Linked DNA regions of Homo sapiens: region 2 is linked to region 1. A link is an interaction called in ENCODE POLR2A ChIA-PET data of the cell type or tissue named here. Cell type or tissue: PC-9. All regions are shown on one strand. Each heading gives the region's core, and the rest is flanking DNA. Links, peaks and the distances in the headings are about the cores only.

Evidence for each region. ChIA-PET counts read pairs that join two places held together with the same protein. Peaks named below come from ENCODE experiments on the same cell type or tissue, not always from the same donor. Only the 100,000 strongest peaks of a DNase experiment are listed, where the experiment ranks them.
Region 2: POLR2A ChIA-PET joins it to region 1 with 12 read pairs; 3 of 35 experiments call an interaction of 5 or more read pairs at or near these places.

Annotation. Positions count from the first base shown.
Region 1 is chr14:61,173,701-61,182,033 of GRCh38, forward strand. No RefSeq gene overlaps it. Among named protein-coding and RNA genes, the nearest start is that of TMEM30B, 100 kb to the right of the region's middle. RefSeq lists enhancers at 592-1,093, 3,953-4,454, 4,569-5,768. In PC-9, for the core only: a CTCF peak has its summit at 4,629; DNase peaks (open chromatin) are centred at 4,451 and 5,171; H3K4me3 peaks cover 1,260 bases; H3K27ac peaks cover 2,500 bases.
Region 2 is chr14:61,060,760-61,069,092 of GRCh38, forward strand. It overlaps a transcript of SLC38A6 not described here. Among named protein-coding and RNA genes, the nearest start is that of SLC38A6, 84 kb to the left of the region's middle. In PC-9, for the core only: no CTCF peak of the experiment used is centred there; no DNase peak of the experiment used is centred there.

The DNA.
Region 1 (8,333 bases), core at 3,816-6,315:
CTCACTCTGTCACCCAGGCTGGAGTGCAGTGGCGCGATCTCAGCTCACTGCAAGCTCCGCTTCCCGATAGCTGGGACTACAGGCGCCTGCCACCACACCCAGCTAATTTTTTTGTATTTTTAGTAGAGACAGGGTTTCACTGTGTTGGCCAGGATGGTCTCGATCTCCTGACCTTGTGATCCACCTGCCTCGGCCTCCCAAAGTGTTGGCATTACAGGCATGAACCACGGCGCCTGGCCTAAACTATTTTCTTGACTCAGTCTGTGGAATTGTTACACCAACAGAAAATGACTAAAACACACTGTGTTTTCACTTTGGTGTTAGATACTGTTTAGCATTATGTTATTGAGGTCTGTAATTTAGAGCTGAAATATTCAGATGCCAACATGTCAGGAGATGAATTTGGAATCAAGTGCAATTCTCCTAATTGCTAATCAAATTCAATGTTATCCCCTTAAAAACCATTCCTAAGCCATACACACTTCAGCTGAACTTAAAGGGTTAAAGGACGTCTGCCAGATTTCAGGAGAATTCTGTTGATCTCAACCTTTAGACTCTTTAGTACTAAAATATTTTGGAAGTTTCTACTTCACTGAGTGACATAATTTACACCTTTCATTCTAGGGTTGTCTTTACTGAACCACACAGTGGTGTTCTTATGTAGACAAAGCTACTGGAGTTTAGAAACAGGAAGAGCTAGAAACTCGCATTTTAAAGCTTACCCAGTGGGGTATTTCCTTAACTTTCCAAATTCTGACATGTGTTAGGTAGTCAGGAAAGAATAATGAAATTCCCCAGGAAAAGCGTTCCATAAATGGCAGCTGTTAAAATGTGGTTTTCTAGGTAGCTATGGGCCTGATTTCCATCCCATTCTTCTTACCTCATGCAGGGCTGGTCTTAGGTTGCTTTTGCAGAGACAGATCTAGGGTCCTGCAGGAAAGCCAAAGCCTTCCAGAACAGCTCAACAATAGCTCAGCGGCTCTCCAGCACACCGCTGAGTCTCCTTCTGAGAGTGTGTGTCGGTGTCACACAAGAGCTATGCTAGTTTTCAATCGCTGCTCTCATCGGAAATAATGCCAGCTTCAATTAAGTCCTGTCAGCTCAGTCAGCACCATCTGATGAGGGGAAGGGGAGGAGGTACTTCTTCAGTGGAAAGAAAACACTAGGAACCACAACAGAGATACAAGGCCTAGCAAGGAGCCTTAAGTAAGAAAGGATAAGATCAGTGGTGTTGAAGATGAAAAAGGACAAGCGATTTCCGGAGGGTCCATCAAAAGTAGCTGCACAGTGTAGAGTTGTCAAGAAATTTGATTCGGCCCTGAAGGCCTGCAGGGGTGAAGAGGAGTTTGAGAGGTTCTGGTCCTGGGGCCCAGAGGGGAGTGGCAGATTTGAATTATGGGTTCACACCTGTAGCCTGTGGTCGCCAAACCATGGCTGAGGGAGAGATGTGTGGGAATTAAAAGATCCAGATAGTTCTGCTATAACATGATACATGCATTCCTAAAACTCACTGTGTTATGCAAAATTGCACAATAAAAACCACAGGCTTAGAGAAAAGACAGGGTCAGGGGCACAGTACCTAAACACTTTGTTGGTAATATAAAAAAGATAGGAACTTAATAAAAATGATAGCACAGTTTTGTGCATGTTAAATAATGAAAAAAATGTAAATACTACAATAAATATGGCACTTTATCTTTAAAAATACCTGCCATTTGCTGATGGAAGAGGGAGCTGAGAGGGTTGCTGCTTGTGTTAGGATGAAGTAGTAGAAGAAAGATCACCAACATTTTTGATTTTTTGCAGCCTTAAAATTCTGAAATGTGGGCCATTTGAAGCATGCATTTATAATGGATATCCGTTTCATCAAAATTGAAAATTTGAAAATGTAGCATTTTCTTCTTTAGTTAATTTCTGTATCCCTGCTGGAAATTCCTTTGCAGTTTTCTCATCCACACTTGAGGACTTCACTCAATAGCTGAAGTCTTTGGAAATTGTGGTGATATTTGAAATCACCAAATCAGCCCCTCATAGAACAAAAGGTGTCATTTCTGCAGAATGTGGTAATTTCCATTAAGGTTTTTGCACGTAGATAGTGCTTTCTCTTTGTGAGCGAGGTTGCCCTTATTTTTCACCACCTAGTTTTCGGTTTCAACAATGCTCATCTTTCCATCTCTTCTATGTCTTCATGCCTTTTTTTTTTTTTTTTTTTTTTTTTTTTTTTTTTTGAGACGGAGTCTTGCTCTGTCACCAGGCTGGAGGGGTGCAGTGGTGCAATCTCAGCTCACTGCAACCTCCGCCTCCCAGGTTCAAGCGATTCTCCTGCCTCAGCCTCCCCAAGTAGCTGGGACTACAGGCACTTGCCACCATGCCCAGCTAATTTTTGTATTTTTAGTAGAGATGGGGTTTCACCATGTTGGCCAGGATGGTCTCGATCTCTTGACCTCGCCTATAATCCCAGCACTTTGGGTGTCCAAGGTGGGTGGATCATGCCTTATTCTTATTGATTTCTCAGCACTTGAACTTATTCCATCCACAGACATTTCTTTTATTTCTATGGTCTGTTGCTTGGGAGATAGCATAGGTTCTCTTGATTCTCTCAAAATGCTTTACTTCAATTTCCCCCCTCAATACACAAAGCTTTTCTTTCCCATGCCCTGCTTGTGATGCTTAGACATGTTGGAGATGTTGAATGAATTCTTTTTAATACACAACACTTTACAAATGTGAAAGAATAGGAAAATATAACCTCGTAGGATGACCCAGTTGGTTGTGATAAGTAGATTAGTTAGAATAACACATCTGCAAGGTAGTAGGGCAGATGCGTGGAATATGTGCATGTGGCATTTTGTGAATCCTGACAAGACTCAGTTCAGCTGGGTGCCATCTTCTATGTTAATCTAGTTTTCTCTTGCAGATAAAATTGCCTATGAGAAACTTGAATTATGTTCACATTGTCCCCAATACTTTAATTCAATCACAATAAATTCACATTTTAAAAACAAGTGTTAATAACCAACTGTATATGTACCTCTGTTCATGTATTTTCTCATTTGATCATGTTAATAATTCTGGGAGGTAGATAGGAAAGTTAATATTCCCATTACACGGATGGAAAAAACTGACTCTGAGGAATGTCCCACAGCTTGGAAATGAGTCTGGAAATACCAGAAGTTAAGATAAGAGCTCTGACCACGTTTAAGTCCCTGTTCCTACTAGTTCCTAAAGCCAGTTCAACTCACTGTCTTCTGCAAGTTGGGTGTTGTGAGCCAAGGAATTTTCTTCTTTTGCTTAAAGTAGTTTGAGGTGGGTTTTTGGGTTGTTTTGTTTTGTTTTGTTTTGTTTGAGACAGAGTTTCACTCTTGTCACCCAGGCTGGAGTGCAGTGGCACTATCTCGGCTCACTGCAACCTCTACCTCCCGGGTTCAAGTGATTCTCCTGCCTCAGCCTCCCAAGTAGCTGGTATTACAGGCGCCCACCAGCACGCCCGGCTGATTTTTGTATTTTTAGTAGAGACAGGGTTTCACCATGTTGGCCAGGCTAGTCTCGAACTCCTGACCTCAGGTGATCCACCCGCCTCAGCCTCCCAAAGTGCTGGAATTACAGGCATGAGCCACCGCGCCTGGCCTCCAGGTGGGTTTTTTGAGTAATGCAGAGCCTCAGTGAATATGGGGTTACCTAGGTAATATTCAAATTCTCTACCAGCTCTGACTTTCTGCCACGTTTTGATTTTTAAACTAACTCTCTTCAGGTAGAGGGCACTGTAAACTTCAAGGTTTGCCTTTGAAACAGGAGGCTCTGCCTGTGCCGTGCTGTGCTGCAGGCACAGGATAAAGGAAAATTGTTCCTTCATCCCCTGGGTGCTGGCGGAGAAAGTCCCCGGTCAGAGAAGCTGGGAACTTTCTTTTGGAGGGGATTGGCTAGGTTTGCACCCATTTAGACATGGCCTTTTCTAAAGACAGTGACCCTTCACTGTTCCTGTCACTGCCATTGCGATCTGTGTCATCAGCCTTGCTCACCGGCAGAGCAGATGCTCTGGGTGTAGTGGATCCTCCTCTTTCCCCTAGTCCTGTGGTGTCCCGACTGCTCCCAGTCAAACCCAGCCGAGTGACAGGAAGGGATTCCAACATTGGGCTCAAGCATGACTACTCCTGCTGCTGCTCTTCAGTGAGCACCCCTCCGTGCCCTGGGCCTCTGAGAAGCACTTCACATATTCATTCATTACTTTCACTGGTATTTGTTGAGAGCCCATCATGTGCCAGGATGATTCTTTTTTGTGTGGTTTATTTCATTTACTTCCTACAATTGGAATGCCCAAACAGACTGGCTCCAAGCCCACGCGCCTACCCCTGTGCCTTTCTGCTTCTCTCATTCAAGGTTGCTAGACACTCAGTCTGCCCCAATCATTTTCCTACTTACTGGAGACCTGAAAAACTTGTCAATGACCTTCCCATGACCGGGATAACAATTTCTAAACTTGTCACTGCCTGTTATGTGTGGGTACAGATGTATTTCCCTTCCACTTTGATAGCATATGCATGAGTGTCACCTTTGTGCAGGTTTTGATGAGCTTTAGGCTCCCTTCCTCCCCCCGCCCCTTCCTGTCTTTCTTTCTTTCTTATTTTCAAATTCATGCACTGGGACCTGCTCTACAAACTTGAGAGAAAAAGTGAAAGAACAAAGAAGGCAGAGCAATCTAAATACCGAAAGTGTTTTTTTTTTTTTTAAACTTCATGAATGGGGCCTTTGAACTCGCCAGCCATAGCTCCTTCCTAACCTGTACCTTTCATGTCCTGTTTCCAGCTGGCATGGAAAATCTGAGGTGCCCTGGTCCTGAGCCTGTGCTGAAACCTGGCCGTGGGTTGTGTCTCTCATTCCTCCATCAGCAGTGGCAGCCACAGTTGCTGGAGCGGAGGTGAGCCAGGCACTTCCTGCCAGGCGCTAAAGTCCATTGCAACAGTCACAGAACCAAGCTGGGAAGGGAAACAAGCCTGCATGAGCCTTTGCCCAATGTGCCCAAGGACAGCCACAACAAAAAAGGACGAGGAGAAATTCTTGCATCCAGTGGGCATGGGGCTGGGGAGGAAGGGGGTGTTTCTGGGTGCTGGGACTTTCTGCCATGACTATAACCCAGGTTCTCAGCACAAGGGATGTGATTCATGGCCAAGAAATTCCCCATGGCCTTGGATGACATTTACATTGATTACTTCTGAGTCACATTTCTGGGAGAATATTTTTTTTTTCTCACCAAAGGCAAACTGAAGGGAAAATGGCATGGATAGTGGTTTGGAGACAACAGAGGAAATGGGGTCACTTGTGTTATTAGTAGAAGAGTTAAAGACATGCAAGAATGGAAAGAAAAACAAGGCCAAAAAGAAAGGACATTAAGAGGTGGGAATCATCTCCGAGTGGAATGAGGAGAATTGAGGTCTCAGGATTTGTAGTTTCATAACTCTGGGGATGAAGGGATGGGGGCAGCCGAAATGGACTCTGCCCTTTTGTCTCTTGTAACGACAGAAATTTAGAATGTAAGAGTTGGGGCCATCACTCACGCATTTATTTCACAAGTATTTGTTGAGCACCTTTGGTCTTCCAGATTCTAGGCACGGGAGATGTAGTGGGGGAACAATGTAAAGTCCTGCCCTGGTGGCATTTATCTCAGTGGAAGAGAAAGACAACAAAGGAATGGCCAATCAAATGGTACATTTTAATTCGACCCTTTTGACTTATTAACAGAAATGCAACAGATCCAGGATGGTGAGAACATGCACACTTTGCTGCACCAGGGGGGAGGACAAAGGAATGTGACTCGTCAGTGGCACTGGACTTCAGCAGTTCAAAGGGTTGTCTTGGAGTCCTGACTCTCCCCTTTCCTGGAAGAATAGGCAGGGGTGTGGGCCTGCTTGGAAGGGGAAAAATAGAGGGTGTCCCTGATCCCCCTATTATGTATGTTCTAAGCCTCATCCAAGTAAAAGCCTTCTTAATGCAAATGTAGAAGATGTCAGTTAAACCATGAACTCCAGAAGTGTGTCTGAAAACAAGAAAGCAATGTCCCAAGTCCAGTAAGATTTTAATTTTTTTTTTTTTCAGACAGGGTCTCACTTTGTTGCCCAGGCTGGTCTCAAACTCCTGGCTTCAAGCGATCCTCCCACCTTGGCCTCCCAAAGTGCCAAGATTATAAGCATGAGCCACTGTGTCCAGCCTTCCAGTAGGATCTTAAACCACCAACAGAAAAACAAAACAAACAGAAAACACTTTTCACCAGATTAGCATGACTTCTGCTTGACTTGGAATAATAAATCTCAGGCTATGTCTTACAAAGCATTATTTGTGGCCAACAGGCAGGAATTTGCAAAGCAAAGGAAAGCAATATTGAGGAGTACAATGCGCCAAGCATCAGTTATCAAAGATCTGGGTTCCCATCTGGGCTTGCCACTCACTGGCCCCCGGAGGGAGTCCTATAAGCTGGGTAGATGGAAAACAGAACATCAAGAGACCCAGGGAAGGACTCAACCAGGATGGGAACAGGCATGGCTAGAGAGAAGGTGGGCACCCGAAAAGACGAGATCAACTGGACCAACATCAAGAGCTGCAGTGAGCGGCTGGGACCCCAGCATCTCCCAAACCTCCAAGAAGCCAGAGTGAAGGACAAGGACTGAGATGCTTCCAGAACCTGAGTGACCCGGATTCAAGGAGGGCTGGGAGGGTGCAGGGGTGTCCAATCTTTTGGCTTCCCTGGGCCACACTGGAAGAAGATTCGTCTTGGGCCGCAGATAAAATACACTAACGATAGCTGATGAGAAAAAAAAAAAAACCTTAAAAATAATCTCATAATGTTTTAAGAAAGTTTATGAGTTTGTGTCAGGCTGCGGGTTGGACAAACTTGGTCTAGAGGAAGAGCTGAAGGCTGCCTGGCTACCCTGCTGCTGAGAGGAAGGCAGTTTTGCCTGACTGGAGCCTGTATTTTCTAAACCCAGGGCAGAACTCCCCAACACCCTTGGGCCACACACCCTCTCTGGCCATCTGCCTGCTGTCTTGACCCTACCTTCTGGACCACCCTTCAAGGCTCTGTCCTCCCAACTGACCTCCCAGGAACTGCTACACAGCAATTCATCCAGGACAGGTAGCCTCAGAGTGAAGTCTTTATTAAAGCCAGTAACAACTTTGGGAGGCCGAGGCGGGCGGATCACGAGGTCAGGAGATTGAGACCACGGTGAAACCCCGTCTCTACTAAAAATACAAAAAAAAAAAAAAAAAAAAATTAGCCGGGCGTGGTGGCAGGCGCCTGTAGTCCCAGCTACTCAGGAGGCTGAGGCAGGAGAATGGCTTGAACACAGGAGGCAGAGCTTGCAGTGAGCCGAGATCGTGCCACTGCACTCCAGCCTGGGCGATAGAGCGAGAGCGAGACGACGTCTCAAAAAAAAAAGCCGATAACAAAACATGACAATAACGAGAGAGGGAGGGAGAGATAGAGAAAGAGAGATAGAGAGAGAGAGAGGAAAGGTAGGAATGGAGGGGAAGGGAAGAAAAGGAAAAGTGGAAGGAGAGAGACAGCCATGGGAAGTCTTCAGCTAAAGGCTGGCTGAGGCTGGAGCCAGAAGAGCCAGCAGCAGGTGAGAGTGGGTAACGCTAACCAAAGAGAGAGTTGGAACCAGCCCAGCGCTTCCTGATAATCTCCAGGGACCACCAAGGTGCAGCTCGACCAGACTCTCCCCAGCAACTCTCTTCTTTTTTTTTTTTTTTTTTTTTTTTTTTTTTGAGACGGAGTCTCACTCTATCACCAGGCTGGAGTGTGGTGGCACGGTCTCAGCTCACTGAAACCTCCGTCTCATGGGTTCAAGTGATTCTCCTGCCTCAGCCTCCTGAGTAGCTGGGATTACAGGTGTGCGCCACCACGCCCAGCTAATTTTTGTGTTTTTAGTAAAGACAGGGTTTCACCGTGTTGGTCAGGCTTGTCTCAAACTCCTGACCTCCTGATCTGCCTGCCTCGGCCTCCCAAAGTGCTGGGATTACAAGCGTGAGCCAACGCACCTGGCCGCAACTCTCTTCTTAATCACTGTCATCCCTCTTGCTTGGTTCTCAGAGTTCTGCTCTTACTCCCAGCACCCAATCCCCCACTCAATAAGAGACGGGAGGGGAGCTCAGCTCAGATTCTGCCTCCTGTTCCTACACATTCCCAAGAAGCCTCATCCTGCTGGAAAGGCCTCAGCTACTCCTTCTGAAGCCTGTTTCTTTCTTTCTTTCTTTTCTTTCTTTCTTTTTTTTTTTTTTGTTGAGACAGAGTCTCACTCTGTCACCCAGGCTGAAGTGCAGTGGTGTGATCTTGGCTCACT
Region 2 (8,333 bases), core at 2,799-5,298, 110 kb before region 1:
TAGCAATCAGCGAGATTCCGTGGGCGTAGGACCCTCTGAGCCAGGTGTGGGATATAGTCTCGTGGTGCGCCGTTTCTTAAGCCGGTCTGAAAAGCGCAATATTCGGGTGGGAGTGACCCGATTTTCCAGGTGCGTCCGTCACCCCTTTCTTTGACTCGGAAAGGGAACTCCCTGACCCCTTGCGCTTCCCAGGTGAGGCAATGCCTCGACCTGCTTCGGCTCGCGCACGGTGCGCGCACACACTGGCCTGCGCCCACTGTCTGGCACTCCCTAGTGAGAAGAACCCGGTACCTCAGATGGAAATGCAGAAATCACCCGTCTTCTGCGTCGCTCACGCTGGGAGCTGTAGACCGGAGCTGTTCCTATTCGGCCATCTTGGCTCCTCCCCCAAGTGTTGAATTTTATCAGAAGCCTTTTCTGCACCTATTGAGATGATCATGTGGTTTTTGTCTTTAGTTCTGTTTATGTGATGAATCACATTTATTGATTTGCATATGTTGAACCAACCTTGCATCCCGTATAAGTGTACTTGATCATGGTGGATTAACTTTTAATGTGTTGCTGGATTCAGTTTGCAAGTATTTTGTTGAGGATTTTTGCATCAATGTTCATCAAAGATATTGACCTGAAGTTTTCTTTTTTTATTGTGTCTCTGTCATGTTTTAGTATCAAGGTGATGCTGGCCTCATAGAATGAGTTAAGAGGAGTCCCTCCTCCTCAATTTTTTTGGAGTAGTTTCTGTAGGAATAGTACCTGCTCGTCTTTGTACATTTCCACTGATCATTTTACTGTCTCCATAGTTTTGTCTTTTCCAAAATGTCATATAGTTGCAATCCTATAGTATGTAGCCTTTTCAGACTGCCTTATTTCGTTTAGAAATATGCAATTAAGTTTCTTCTATGTCTTTTTGTGGCTTAATAGCTCCTTTCTTTGTAGCACTGAATAGTATTCCATTGTATGGATGTACCACAGTTTGTTTATCCATTCACCTGTTGAAAGATCTCTTGGTTGCTTCCAAGTCTTTGCAATTACAAATAAAGCTGCTCTAAGCATTCGTGTGCAGGTTTTTTTGTTTTGTTTTGTTTTGTTTTGTTTTGAGACAGAGTCTTACTCTGTCACCTAGGCTGGAGTGCAATGGTGTGATCTCGGCTCACTGTAGCCTCCATCTCCCAGGTTCTAGCAATTCTCATGCCTCAGCCTCCCCAGTAGCTGGGATTACAGGCACCCACCACTACGCCTGGCTAATTTTTTCTATTTTTAGTAGAGATGGGGTTTTACCATGTTGGCCAGGCTGGTCTTGTACTCCTGACCTCAGGTGATCCATCCGCCTCGACCTCCCAAAGTGCTGGGCATGAGCCACGATGCCCAGCCCCTGTGTAGGTTTTTATGTAGACATAATTTGCAGCTTATTTGAGTAAATACCATGGAGCACAGTTCCTACACTGTATGGTAAGAATGTATTTAGTTTTATGAGAAATTGCCAAACTACCTTCCAAAATGGCTGTAACATTTTATATTCCAGAGAGCAGTAAATTAGAGTTTCTGTTGTCTTACATCCTCACCAGCATTTGGTGGTGTCAGTGTTTTAGATTTTCACCATTCTAATTGGCATGTAGTGGTATCTCGTTGTTTTAGTTTGCAGTTCCCTAATATGATATTGAGCATCTTTTCATATGCATATTTGCCATCTGTTTATTTTCTTTGGTAAAGTATCTGTTTAGCTCAACTCTCTTTTGCCTTTTTTTTTTTTAAATACTGGGTCTTGCTATGTTGCCCCGACTGGATTTAAATTCCTGGGCTCAAGTGATCCCAGTGCCTCAGCATACTGAGTAGCTGGGACTGCAGGCACATACCACCATTTGTTAATTGTTTTCTCATTGTTGACTTTTAAGCATTCTTTTTAGATTTTATATTTCTGGGGTTTTGTTTTGTTTTTTTGAGACAGAGTCTCACTTCCGTCACCCAGGCTGGAGTGCAGTGGTATAATCTCGGCTCACTGCAACCTCTACCTCCTGGGTTCAAGCAATTCTAGTGCCTCAGCCTCCTGCATAGCTGGAATTACAGGCGCACGCCACCACACCCAGCTAATTTTTGTATTTTTAGTAGATAGGGTTTCGCCATGTTGGCCAGGCTGGTCGCAAACTCCTGACCTCAAGTGATCTGCCCGCCTCAGCCTCCCAAAGTGCTGAGATTACAGGCATGAGCTACCATGCCCAGCCAATTTCTGTTCTTTATATGTGTTTTGCAAAGATTTTTTTTTCCCCATTTTGTGGCTTGCTGTTTTATTCTCTTAACAGTGTCTTTCAAAGAGCAGAAGTGTTTAAATGTTCTTAAATATATTGGGTCAATCTTTTGTTTGTTTGTTTTAAGAAATCAGTGTATTAAATTTATATACAAAATTGATTCTTAGCTATGTTTTAATTTTGTTAGCATCAGTCACTAATAACAAAACTGAGATTGTTCTACTTGGTAGAATTTAGAGGGATTTTGCCCTCCCTCTAAATCCTATCTAAAAACTTTTATAACTTTCCTCTTCTGTTCATTATGAGATAGACCTGTGATGACTGCCTGTGTACTTCAAAGTCCTTTCTCTGAGTTTTCTTAGTTGGTCACTAAAACAGGCAACATTCTACTTGGCAGAGACAAAATGTTGATCATTTCTATAATATTTTGTTTGGAGGTTATAAATCATTGCAGCTTCTCATTGACATGGCTTATTTCAGGTTAGGAACCAGAACCTAGGGCTCTCCTCCCATGAAATTCTACTAAAGCCAGGGTGTATCAGTAAAAATGTAATCCTACCCCAGTACACATGTAAAGTAGAGAATTGCATGCAAAGTGCCGGTTTTCATATATGGAAATACACTCTTTTGCAGGTGCACCTTTGCTTCTCACTTAGGAAATAAGCCGAAAAATTGACAACTGAGCTTCTCTTTTGAGAAGATCAAGATATTTAGCAACTGGAGAACAGTGTAGTGTAATGGTAAAAGACCAAGCTCTTGGGTTAGAAAGACTTGGATTCAAGTCTCAGTGTAAGGCACACTACGTAACCTCTATAAGCCTCCATGTTCACATCTGTAAAATGGAGTTAATGCCTATTATACAGGGTCATATTGATAGAATTAAATGCTCTGTATAAATTAGGTGCAGACCAAAACAGACTCTTTTGATAGATTAAATGTTTATCCCCTTTGTCCATTCCCTTATCTGGACCAATGAAATGAGTTTGCTTTCCACTAAGGACATGGAAACATACCTTGAATTTCTTCATCTTGCATGAGAATTATTTTCAGAATCTTTCTCTAGCCTTCACTCACAGGGGAACTGGCCCCAGGTGCACGTTTTGAGTGCTTTCCCACAGTTTACCTCAGCTGTACTCTCCTACTAATAATGCCTTCCTGAAACTAGGCACTTAGAATGGTCCCAGGCCACAGCCAGACATGGCCTCCCATGTGGCTTCAGGTCAGCCAGAGCCAGTCAATCCGATATCCTACTACTCGTACCCTCTTCTTCTGTTTATGACATTATGGATCCAAATACAGATAGGTGTGCAGCTACTTAAATAAGTCTAACTCCAGTAATACCAAAATAACCCTAAATCTGCAACAGATGCAAGGATGCCCCCTGGGGGCAATTGTTAAGTGTGATGACAGCTGGGCATCAATTAATACATTTGTCACCTGCTCATGAGATAGGATCATGGGAGGTTTGGCAAAGGGACAGTCTGTTGAACACTGCACAAAACTTAGTAGCAAGAAAAATTATTTGTGCAGGTATTCATTTTTATTTTACTTTAATGTTCTGCCTTATCTAGTTGCCTGTTTTGAGTCACAACTTTCTCTGTGCATTTAGATGAGGTTAATAAGATGGCTGGTGAGAGCAGTGCCCCCTTCAGCCAAGATTACCAAAAAAAACCTTGTTCAAATGCCCCTCAGAATTTTTCCTGGGAAATATGGGCCTTCTCATTATGGGCTTAATGTTCATAATTTATTAGGTAATAACTATTTAAAATAAAACTAAGTAAAGCAGAAAATATATACTTTTCTAACATTTGGAGACTTGTTTGCTAAATTAAAAGACGAAGTGCCAAGACTATAAATTACTTTCGTATGTTGAGGGTGAATGTTTAAATTGTACTTTTTTATTTTTAACAGAATGTTTACTCATGAGCTTAGCATTTAAATGGTTAAAACAAGGCTTTGAAGTTAACACTCCATTAAGATGAATGGGGGTAATTCACACCTCTGCTTGTGCTATATTATTTCAGTCTGGTTGCAGAGAAAACAAGACAGCAGTAGGTTGATTTACTGTGTGAAGGCCCTTTAAACACCCAAGGTCTGGAAATCTTTGGGGTGTGTGTGTGTGTGTGTATGCTTTTCCATCTAGAAGCAGGATCTGAAATTCAATACAATCTAGGTATAGAATCGAGGTCTTGAAAATACTAAAGATTCTCTGCTATCCAGCAATTCCATATCTGGCATTTGACGGGTAGCACGTTACTGGATCAACCCAACCTCTCTGGCTTTGTTTGCTACTGTACTGTAGTGTTTCTTCCTACCACAGCATTTTTTAAACTTCAGCTTAGTATACTGGTAAATCCATCAGTGGAAAAGCAGAAACGAATTATCCATTTTCCGGTGAACTTTGTATGTGCCTTCAGATGGGTTATGAGCTAAGCATTGGTCTTCATGTGCTCCTTTTTAAAACATTTTCATCTTTGCAAAATCTCCTGTTCTATATTTACCTACATATAAAGCATCTACCTTTAAGAACTTTACAATTTTTTCTCATATCCCTGGGGTAGTGAAGTAAGCAGAGATCAGTTGAAAAAGAGACATTTCTTTCTCAATGTGTCCTTTAAACCAGTTCTATATTGTATTTGAAATGTGTATTCCACCCATTGGTGGAAGTGCTACAGCCATTTGACCCTGAAATGATTCATTTTAGGGCCTGGGAATAAGGTTATCTTAACACAAATGAAATGGCAAACACTGTATAAGATGTTAATGAGTTTGGAAGATCTATCTTTAAGGTAAACAGATTTTTCTCTTCTCTCTTCTCTGTCCTGCATGTTTGCAGGCTCAGGTTACTGGGTAATCTGTGGGTAGCTAGGTGTGGAGAGTACTTCCACTCTGGCTGGCTGTAGTGCTGACACTGCCAATACAGTATATACAGAGAGAAAATAGATGCTAGAAACAGAGGGACTCAAACTGAATTAATTTTAACCTGTTTTTCTTTTTGGCATGTTAACAGCTCTCTGTGGCTGTGTTAGAATTAGCCCTATGTTAAACATACTTTACTTCCTGCAAATTTTTCTGCCTAGATTTTAGGTGTCATAATTTTTGACCTTAGAACATTTCAGAATCTTTTTATTGTACTGAGAAATTTGTTTTTTAAAAAACTCAAATACACAATTTATTCTTCTGATAATCTTCCTGTATTTTTTCCATAAGGAGGTAGGAAAAGTAGGAAACAAAATTTTGATGGAGGATGAATAAAGATATTGTGGACATGGTTTCTTTATTGCAATCAGAATCCTTTCTGTTTGTCACCCTTCCTAAACAATCTGATAAATGTGTTTATTATCACAGTAATCTGTTGTCCTGCTTTGCCAAGCTGTCAGTCAGGACAAGCAATTATAAGGAACAGGAAGACTCATCTTGGCTGATGGCCAGGTGGGCAGGTGGGAATAAGAGGTTTATTCACCTGTGGTACAAAGTAAATGGGTAGAAAGGAAAATTGAGTTGCCAGGGAGAAAAAAAAAACACAAAAACAGATGGATGAAAAGACATTGTAATATGGGATGCTATAAAGAAAAAGACTTGCAGAGAAATGTTTCTCACTTGTTTGAGTGTACAGTCATCCCTTGGGGGATTGGTTCCAGGATCTCCCTCATATATCAAAATCCATGCACATTCAAGTCCTGCTGCAGAACCACATATACAAAATATCAACCCTGTGTAAACATGCGCAGATTTTGCATCCTGAAAATACTATATTTTTTATCCGTATTTGATTGAAAAAAGTCAACTGTTAGTGAACCCGTGCAGTTGAAACCCATGTTGTTCAAGAGTCAACTGTGTATATATTTTATCTAGTGTTCATCAGTGGACAGATACACAACACAAGCAAAAGGGCTGGCTAATTCATTCAGCAAATTCTTAGCACATATTATGTCCTAGAAGTTGAGCTAGTCCCAAGGTCATGAAACTATGTAAGACATACATACATCTTGCTTGAAAAAAGTTCAGATACAACTTTTATTTTTCTGACTGAACATTTTCAGACCAACTTGATAAGTGAAATTGCTTAAATGAAAAATTATACATGTATTTTTAATATATACATATGTTTTTAAAAAAAGATTTTGGAGTCAAAATTACCTGTGTTCGAATCCCAGCTTCTGTCTCTTTCTATATCTTTCTAATTTTGGACAAGTTACTATTCTCTGAACTTGCTGAAGACTCAATATTTGACTGGGTTTTCTCTCAACCAGAGGAAACTCTCCTTCAAGTGAGATTACATATTTGGGAAAAACTCGAGTAAGCCGTTAAGCATTGAATATACGTACACTTTTATTACTTTACTGTCCCTCAAATCACATAACTTCCAACCATGTTGTCTCTTCTGCCGTCTCTGCTTCAGACATTTAGTCAGCAGCCTGACTAGAAAACGGTATTCTAGAAATATCCTGACCAATGCATTTATTTTCACTACTGATGTATTTTTCCCCGGAAAAAGTAATTCTTGTAGTTTCATAGTAAATATTATCCACATATTTTGACTTTACATCAGCATTTTTAGCAATGACATTACACTTTTGGCTTATAAAGTATGTGGTCAGAAAAGCTGCAGGCCTTTTTTAGGTAAATTACCCTGGTTTCTAGAACCCTGTACTTGTGCTGTTGATTTACATTTTTTAAATATGAGGGAATATACATGCACACACACACACATATATATATATACACATATGTATAGGTACACATATACATACATACATATGTATCTGTTATCTATGTGTTAAATTTCATCCTGTTAGCTTCAGTGCACCACTTAAGCAGTTGAGATCTTTTTTTTGAATCTTGATTCTAGTGCATCAGTCACCATTCCCGCTTTTGTGACATTCTTCATCATACTTACATTTTTTCATCCCATTCACAGATAAAAATGTTAAATGAGACAAGACTAACCAGAGGGCCCTGCAGCCCACCGCTATCAGTATTTCTCTTGAGTTGTTATTAATCTATACTTTGGATGAAGTTGTTAATATTCCTGTAGTGTCATCTAACCTGCATTTCCTCACTTCCCTTGGAAGTGACCCCCAAATCAGTGGGTACAGCCTAAACTCCTATCTGTTTTCTGTATTTCTAGTTGCTTCAGAACATTTCTGCTTGGGGGCTCCACAATCACTTCAAACTTAACATGTCCAAATCCATTCCTCACTACAGTTTTCTCATATCTGTCAGCAGCCCCTGTTTTCATCCAACATCCCAACTGGCTTTCTTGCTTCCATTCCTGCTACCTACAGTCCACTTTCATACTGCAAAGTAGTTGTTTAAAAATTCAAATCAGATTATATTGCTACCCTGATTAATTTCCTCCAAGGGCTTTCCATCTCACTTAGAATGAAATCCATGCCATGGCCTACAAGGCTCAATTTTGTCTGTACCTACTTATTTCTCTGATGTCAATGTATCTTTCATTCTCCAGCCACACTGGCCTTTCTGCCCCTGGAACACACCAAGCTTGTTCCCTCACACTTACTGTTTTCCCTACTTAGAGCATAATTTTCAAAGACCTTTGCAAGCCGGGCTTCTTATTTAAGCCTCGGGTCAACTGTCACCCCCTCAGAGAGGTCTGCCCTGCCTGTCTTATGGTCATGACCGTCTTATGGCCCCCAACACATGGTAGTGCTTTTAACTTTACCCTGTTATACAGGTCACTGCTGGAAATCTTGTTTATGTGTTGTCTGTGTCCACTAGACTGAAAGTTTCATAAGAACTGGGACATAACTGTCTTATTTATAACCAAATCCTCAGAGCTTAGGACAGTGCCTGGTACTTTGGAGTGGCTTAATATTTGTTGAATGAATGCATAAAGGAATCTAACAGACTGTGTCCTTCTACTCTTTACCTCTAATCTGTCACAATGTCAGTTCTTCTTTGAAATGCCTCCTAGATTTGCTTTTATGCTGACCCAGCCTCCTGCCAGACTCCTATCTAAATCTCAGCCTTCATCTCTTTGTGCCTGAAGTATTGCAGTGATTATCACTTCAGGCTGTTCTTTGGCATCACTTGGGCAACTTTGCAAAAATTACCACATGCAGGTTC